3 separate regions of the Homo sapiens genome follow, and regions 1 and 2 are each linked to region 3. A link is a contact called in ENCODE Hi-C or POLR2A ChIA-PET data. All regions are on one chromosome and are shown on one strand. Each heading gives the region's core, a stretch centred on a gene start or an enhancer-like site at or near the end of the contact. The rest is flanking DNA. Distances are from core to core; before and after follow the strand shown.

Region 1 (2,700 bases), core at 111-2,610, 410 kb after region 3:
GGCCTCTGCACGTTAGATGCCAGCAGGACTCCCTCCTCGAAATAAGAACCAAAAATGTCCCCTGGGGGGCAAAATTGCCCCCCAGCTGGGAATGACTAATATAAACCAATATTCTTGGCTAGTGCCACTAATTGAAAGAGAGAAGCCAAATTTAATCTGCATATGCAGTGGGCAAGGGGGAATCTGAGCCCTAAAAACCAGGAGGGGCTGAGAGGAAGAAGGTGTGAAAGTCGGGGCCACCCACTGAGCTCTCAGATGACTACCAAGTGCACCCTCCAGTTTGTCTCTTGGGTTGTAAGGCATGAGGGCGATTGTGCTGACTTTAACATACAGAATAGGGTAGGTGGGAATGAAGGGGGTGATGGCAGCGTCCAGGAGAGAGAGGTGGACCCAAGACCAGACACCAAGGCAGGACAAAAACAGCCCAGGAGTGGGTCTGAGAACAGATTGGGCAGCAGAAATCCCCACGCAGTTCCCGAACAAGGAATCTTTTGACAGGTGGCCTTGCAACACCGACCCTCTCTTGTCTCCACTTTGAAGCCTGCCCTGTGCAATGTGGCCTCACACCCAGGAGGCCCTCAGATCAAGGTGGTCTTGGCAGATCCTCTAGGAGGGATTAGACCGTGACATTACAGCTACATGACGGCCTCGTTCTTATTACACACACACTCGCCCTGTCTAAGCTTGCGAACTCTGATTTGTTTATTTCTGAAAAACTGTCTCCACGAAGACACCAAGCTGGGCTGCGAGAGATAGCACTGACTCAGCCATTTCCCCATCCTCAGCATAAAAGGATCTAAAAAGAATAATTTAAGCTTCTCTGGAATGAGATCATTTAATGAATCTTCTTGATGCTAAGAGGTTTTATATGCCTTTTTAAAAACCCTTCCCCAAGCACGGAGCTATGATATTACCTTGGAGAGCAGAGAGATGAAGTGATACACGTATGCACAGCACACAGGAGGAAGGAGGTGGTTTCCTTGGCAACAACATCCATGTTCTGGCTTCCCTCGGCTAAATTGGAATATATTGAAATATCTGCTTTGGGCGCCTCTTTTGCGAAGGGAAATGAGTGGTTTTCTATTCAGGCACTCTCAGAACCGCGAGCCAGCAGCTGGGGAGCGATGTTCTGTGAGTTCGATGCATCTGAATGGGGCAAGGCCGTTAGCAAGCTGGCAGAAGTCCCCAGCATTCCTTTGCAAAACCAAACCATCGTTTCCTCAGCCAAGGGAAAATGAAAGCAGCGAACACATGAGGTTCGACTGGCCGGACAGATAGGCTAGGACTCTGTCTCACGCAGTCTTTCTATGGCTACTGCTCTGTAGCTTTCCAAACATACCCAGCTCGATAGATCAGACTCCAAAAGCCTACTCACGATGCGCTTAAAATGGGGAGTGGCTGTAAGAAAAATATAGACCTATCGAAAAAAGGTCCTCAAATCTGATCTGCTCAAAATCCTTGACAATAGGGAGGCAGCTATGCCCCTAAAACACAGTGCCTGGCACCGAGGAGTATGTTAACATCATGTTTGTGGAATTGGACTTGGACTCAGGCAGACCTCGGTTTTGGCCCTGGCTTCACTATTAACATTCCACATGACATTGCACATGTTCCATAAACCCTCTGGCCTCAGTTTCCTCCTCTCTAAAGCAGAGACAAGCATCCCTTCCTATAGAATTGTGAAGATTAAATGGGGTGACCTGTAAAATGCCTAGCATGAAGGCGGCATTCCATTATGGTTACTTTTCCCCACCAAGAAACAAGAAGCATTCTGTTTCTTTCAGATAGGTGAAATTTACAGAAAAGAACAGTGTCTTAGGGAGAGCAGGAACAACCTCACCCAAGGAGCCAAACTCCTTTCCATTTTTATTTTCAGGGTGCTTTTGGAGAGCTGAGACAGCCTAGGTTGGGAAGTGTCTGGATCAGGATGTCAGAAGGGCCAACTCAGTCATAACCACAGAACCAGCCACAAGCCTCAGGGGAAATGGGACAAGGAGACAGCGAGGGTCTGAGGTCTTGGCAGGCCAGTGGCAGGTAGCACCACAGAGACCAATGGGAGCATCAGCCATCAGCTGGGGCCAAGGAGGGGATGCTGAAAGGGCAGGGAGGTGAGGTCTGCTGGGGAGGAGGACCAGCCCCACACATCAGGGACACAGTCTTTATAACCGGCTCTCTATTTAAAGACCCTCACATAAGATTGTACACTATGTTTTGTTGCAATAGCTCATACCTGTCACTCCTAAGAAGGTCTTTCATAAGACTCAGTTAAAATAGTTGCTTCAATGTAAACACATCAGGACCAAGGATTTCCCATTAGAAGCACAGACTTTAATTCCTAGACTGTCATTCTTTCTAAGAAGTCTTATGAACACAAAAAGGCATTTCAGTTCTATGTCTAATATTTATTTGTGTGCCTTTGGGGGAAAAAAAATATTTTCTAAGCCTTGTACTTGTGCTGTACACAATAACCGCCCTTTCCTAAAGTCACAGGACAGCAGTGAGAGTAAAATTAAAAGGCGGGCAGCATAGTGAGTGGGAACACACCATCTGTGTCTTTATATCATATGATTTTATGTATTCTGACCATCTGTGAAAGAGAGGTTTGCTACTTGGCTGAAGAATGTACAAGCTCAGGCCCTTTCCCCCTGGGAAGGTAAAAAAAAAAAAAAAAAAAAAAAAAGAAGAATAAAAATTACAATA
Region 2 (2,700 bases), core at 133-2,632, 310 kb after region 3:
AAAGGGCACTCTGTCCAATTTCAAGCCCCTGGAAGCCACATTATCTTCCCTTTCCTTCTCTACTTCTCCCCCAAATCCTCCTGGTTGTTAGGAAAATAATTGAGGGCACCATCTGACTCCCATCTGAGGGCTGGGGCTGGGTCAGGGAACTGATGGCCTCTCCTGGCAGTGATGGAGGGGCTGGAGGCAGAGAGGGTGAGAAATGCAATTTCACAGATGAGTTTAAGGTGTGATGGGGGAGGGGCTGTGGGGCAGAGGGGAGAGGGGATGCCTTGTCACAGGAGGAAGGAGCAATTAGTGTGGATTGTGGCAGAGGGTTATAGCAGCCTCTGGCTGCTCCACAGAGCCTGCAGGAAATTGAACTCTCTTGCCCATGGGTTTCTACAGAGGGTTAGTTCTTTCTTAGGGGAATGGCTTTTCCCCCTACTGATTCTCCCTGTCCTTTAAAATTCAGCTCACTTCCCCCAGGAAGCATTCCTTGACACCCCTCAAGGCTGAGCTACAAACCCCTCCTCACCTACAGTCTCCAGATATTCATCCACCTCAGCCCTTATTGCATAGTGTTGGAATTGCATGCACACATGCGTGTGTGTGCTTATGCATGCATGCATATATGCATTTGTGTGTGTTTGTGTATGTGCGTGTTGATGTGTATGCTTTGGTTCCTCACTGGACATGGGCTGCTTGAGGGGAAGCACCAGATCCATGCCATTTCTGTATCCCAAGAAAAAACCTCAACCTGTGAAGGCTGAACAAGTGAATGAAAAAACTCAAGGGGGAAACTAACAAATGAACTGTCTTCAGGACACCACTTGGAGGACAGGGACCAGCTCTAAGATGATCTGTCCACCCCCACTAGCGCCTAGCTTTTCTGAGGGTAGGGATTTTGTCCAGATCCAACACCTCTGGGAGCCCACTGTATAGAGCAAGCTTTCCCAACCCCAGCACTGTTCACATCTTGGGGCAGATTGTTCTTTGCTGTGGAGACGGATTCCGTGCTTTGTAGAATGTGTAGCAGCATCCCCAGCCTCTACGCATTAGATGCCAGTAGTAGCCACTGCCTCCCAGCTGTGACAATCAAAAATGTCTCCAGACATTGCCAAATGTCCCCTGGTGGGTAAGGTTGGGGGGGCACAAAATAGACCCTGGTTGAGAACCACAGGTGAGAGTATACCTGGCACAGAGTCAGCACCACCTAATATTGTCAACTAAGTGACTGACCTTTCACAGAGTGGAGCCATCTCTGGCTTGCCCAGAATGCCTGCCAACCCAGGACTCTGGCACCTGGGTCAGGACTGAAATGCCAGAGGAGCGTGAGGGCAGAACTTTCAGTCCCCATCCGCAAGATCAGCAGCCAGCACTGCGCAAAGATAGGTTGTGGAATCTGTGCTCACTGCTTTGAGAGAGTTGCCAACCTCCCCCGGCAGGCAGGAGCCACCTTTAACACACTCCAGCCCAGGCCTGAGATGGTAAGGATGGCACTTCCTGCTCCATCACTCAGCATTCACACACCTAACAGAGACTGACTCCAATTCCTGAACAGAGAATAACTACCCCCGTGGCTCCTCTGTGGAGCCTATTTCTCCAACGGTGCCTGAGGTAACACCCGGCTCTCAGGTGAGCTCAGCCAAACTAGGCCAAGTCTTTTGGCATTTTTCCAAAATGCCTCCCTCTGAGATTGATGTGTAATTGTTGTCTCAAGAAGAGGCTACCAAAATCTCCAGCCCCTAAGCCACAGTGGATGGTAAGGAATGGAACTTGGAGGCTCTCCACTTGGTGGGAGAATTGAGAAATTTCGTGTGTGTGCACATGTGTGTGTGTGTGCATCCCATTTACCTTTTCTGAGAGGGTATGAGACTGAGACCAGAGGCTGAAGGCTGCCAGGACAATGTCCCAGGAGTTGGGGGTGGTGAGGAGACAGTTATGACTTGGCTGAGGCAGACAATTGCAGAAGTACAAAGTAGAAGCTGGGCATATTTTCAGAAATTGGACCACCCATCAAGAAAAGTGGAGAATGAGAAGAGCCCAGAGGGCTGAAGGGCCTTCTTATGCAGTCCCTGCACCAATCAGCATCAGCATGCCGGGCACTCTTACCGGAACCAGGAATGCAGGAACAACAATGGTGATCATTACAGGGCTGAGCCTGAGAGGCCATCTAAGGACTCATTCAACTGAATCCACTGGTGTTTTTCCAGCAACTACATTGTCAGCATCTCAAGGGCAGAGACCAGACACCTCACATTATGTTATCTCCCACAGTGCTTTGCATATGCTACAGACAGTGATAAGCGTTTCTGGATCCATGCTTGATGGTTAAGACACCTGATGCACATTTACTTAGAAAAGTGGGCTTTTGGATACAGTTGGACCCCTTTGGCTTTCTGGCTTCAGGCCAGGTATACCTGCGGATTGCTGGGAGACAAGAACCAAGAGGCAGTTCTGACCATTCTTCCATTCAAAAAATAATCCTGAGAACCTTCTGGGCGACCTGGACCCCCTGCCATGTACATCCACCCACAACAGGGAGCTGGGGATACATGATAATAACAGAGAGAGGTTCCCTTCCTCTGTGGTGCTGAACGACTCCCAGAGTGCTAGGGACACAGCCACTACTTGGGAGGGAGTGTGGATGGAAGGGGTGTACACATGTCAGGAAGGCACCAGCTGGACTAGCTGGAGGGCCCTGCCACAGCAATCCTT
Region 3 (2,700 bases), core at 145-2,644:
TTCAGACAGATTCCTGAAACTATTTTTAAGAAGAAGCTACTCTAGTAGTAAATGCTAAGTGAGTGTGTCTCCAGTGGGCAGGTCCTGGGATTGGCCTCCAAATGTGACAAGGAGACTTCAAGAGGCTATCAGGGGACATGGTGTTACAGTTAACATAAGCAGTACAGTGTTAGAGGATCTTGAAAGGCCCGGGCCTCCTCACTTCTATGGTGACACCAGAGAAGGCAACCAGGTTTAGACATCTCAGAGATCAAATGGTTCTATAATCACCCCCAAAAGGTGGCTAGAATGTTTTCTTCCAACCTGGAAAGTAAAATCCTAAATTCAGAAAAGACACCCCCCCCACCCCCCACCCCCACCCAGAGGCATCAGAACAGAAGGCTTGGGATGGGCTGTAGATGTCATCTGGACCATGTCTAATGTTCCAGGTGAGGAAACTGAGGAAGGAGGACTTGCAAGAGGACACACAGAGAGTTAGTAGCAGGGCTGGTTCTGAAACCCGACAAGCTGGAGAGAGTCAACCCCTGGAGATTGAGCTCTCTGAACACCAGCCAGTAGGGGGAGCTCCGTCTCACGGGTGGTGCTCAGTGTCTCCTGGCAGGGGACAGAGTGCCCTGGTTAGAAAGTGGGTTGAAGGCGCATCTGTAAATCCAAGGCTGACAGAGGAGGCCCTGTTGTCCTATATTTCTCCTCTGTAAAAGCCCCTGCCCACCCACCCCAACGAGTTCCTCCTGGGTCCCTGGGAACCATGAAAATTGTCCTGTCCAAGTTGAAGGCATAGAAGTGCCTCCTGAAACTTGTGAGTTTGTTACTCTCGGCTGGAACAATGATGGAGCATTACCTGTCTAAGCACTCTCAGGGAGAGCATTGGCAGAGTGGCTTCCGGGTTACGGGGAGGTGGAATTCAGAGTGGGCATAGGAGGGCATTTTTAACCAGAGAAACGTGTCCATTCACCTTTGCAGACATTTACTGAGCACCTACTATGTGCCGGGCACAGGACTTTCACCATCCCAGACAGCTAATCAATGCCACGGCGGACAACCTTCCTTCTGAATGTCAGCCGCCCAATCCTGGGCTTTGTGCTGGCTCTCTTTCTTCCTCACTCTCTTTCTTTCTTTCTTAAGCCACCAACAAAACTCTGACCTCTCCCCACACACACAATGCAGGCAGTCACTCATGCATTAACAACCACCAGGCCCCAAAGGTCGTTTCTATGACAACCCCGGGGTCCTTAATGACCCTGGCAGGCCAATGATTTTGTTTTGTTTGAGAGTGAAGGAATAATAAGTCAGTCCAACTCGCTCGGGCGCTCGCCTCTCTCCCCGTCGCCCCCCTCCGCCGCCTCCGCTGATATACTGTTCATTATCTGGCTGCTGCATCAGCTCCAGAGACGGGGCGGCAGCCAGCTCTGAAAGACAAGAGCCTGGCTGCAGACAAAGAGCTGTAAAGGACCGAGTGTGCCCTGCATCCAGGGCTGCCCGGGGTTCATTAATTCCATTGCCCGCTAGAAAGGAGAGTGGGAGCAAGGGCCCTGGGGTCCTTGGTTCCTAGAGTCCAATGGCACCAGCATGAACCCCAAATCACCGTGCAACTCTTCAGAAAGAAGCGTGTGTAGGGCCCTGTTGGGAGACCTCTCTACCCAGGAGGTGTGCCCAACTCGCCGCCAGCCAGCACAGCTCCCGAAGGCGAGACGTATCATTTTAATGATGGGTTGAACAAGGCAATTAATGTGCAGCCCCACCAGCTTCCATATGGATCATCAGTAACTCGGGAGGCTGGGCCTGATCACCCAGACAAAGGAGGGCAGCATGGCGTCCCAGCTGATTCCCGTCCACTGGCTCCGGTGGGGCGTTGCCCTCTGGGTTCTCCAGTTCCGGATTTCTGGTTCTACCCTGAGAAACTTCCTGGGGAGGAAGCTTTCATTGTCTTCTGATCTTGGGGCAAATAGGCCTCCAGCTTGTCACATTAATTTTCAAACGCGATGTTCGGCAGCGTGGGATTTTGCTAGCAGACACTTGGAATTATTTTTGTTGTGTGTGCACAACTGAAATCCCCTAGAATAAGTCATTATCCTCTTTAAAAAAAAAAAAAATCAGCTCCTACTGGCTGCCTGGTGGCCCAATCAGCTGACTCATTTTCCATCTTTCCCTGAAGTAATTAGCGTTTTCATTTTTCCCAACCTGCCTATTAGATAAACTCCAGGATCCCATTCAGTGGAAGCACATTTTTGTGAGTTGACTTGCCTCAGCCTCTCCCCAAGAAACAAAAGAAGAAATCTGGAGAAAGGCACAAAGAGATGTGTGATTTAGGCTCCTGTTCTCTGACATGGACTGTTTATTAATCAAGGAGATCGATAAAGGGGGGTGTGCTGTGGCCAGGGTAGGGGGGCACCGTGGGTGGACACCAGCATCAGCTGTTGACCCTAGCACAATAATGGAAAAGGGTATTTGGTCATTCAGTAAACAGTTACTGAGCACAAACCCTGGGGTGCAGAAACACAGTGCTGCTTTTAACAGTGGCAGCACCCGCTCATCCCATGCCCTCTCTAGGGTTCATTTCTCCTCTGTTGAGTGAGGGGCTGGCTCTAGATGAGAAGTGGAAAACTCTGGGGTTGCATGGGCCAGGAGACAGTGTCAATGGGGGTGTGCAGTGGGCCTGGGCATGAGGACTTGGGCAGGCTGGAGGGCATTGAAACTGTC

What was found. Hi-C counts contacts between places; a loop is a spot of excess contacts on that map. ChIA-PET counts read pairs that join two places held with the same protein, here RNA polymerase II (POLR2A). Pooled maps may share reads with other maps.
Region 1: a loop to region 3 is called in a map of CD4-positive, alpha-beta T cell, with 2.8 times the contacts of the local background. The contact joins the promoter of LINC00856 here to the enhancer-like site in region 3. A Hi-C loop is called at or near these places in 2 of 168 maps with a recorded cell type or tissue (CD4-positive, alpha-beta T cell and naive thymus-derived CD4-positive, alpha-beta T cell) and 8 of 50 pooled maps.
Region 2: a map of DLD1 shows a loop between it and region 3 (3-fold over the local background). The contact joins two enhancer-like sites. A Hi-C loop is called at or near these places in 1 of 168 maps with a recorded cell type or tissue (DLD1). POLR2A ChIA-PET finds 5 or more read pairs at or near these places in 1 of 52 experiments (WTC11).

Annotation. Positions count from the first base shown.
Region 1 is chr10:78,247,285-78,249,984 of GRCh38, reverse strand. It overlaps LINC00856 (long intergenic non-protein coding RNA 856), which reads right to left and starts at 1,360. Exons shown (of 2, transcript NR_038985.1): 1 at 915-1,360.
Region 2 is chr10:78,347,978-78,350,677 of GRCh38, reverse strand. No RefSeq gene overlaps it. Among named protein-coding and RNA genes, the nearest start is that of LINC00595, 82 kb to the right of the region's middle. Within about 2 kb of position 1,382, at least 3 of the 41 ENCODE cell types and tissues checked have a DNase peak (open chromatin) inside an H3K27ac peak, as active enhancers do.
Region 3 is chr10:78,655,614-78,658,313 of GRCh38, reverse strand. The region is part of intron 3 of LOC105378379 (a long non-coding RNA gene); the gene reads left to right. Among named protein-coding and RNA genes, the nearest start is that of LINC00595, 390 kb to the right of the region's middle. Within about 2 kb of position 1,394, at least 4 of the 41 ENCODE cell types and tissues checked have a DNase peak (open chromatin) inside an H3K27ac peak, as active enhancers do.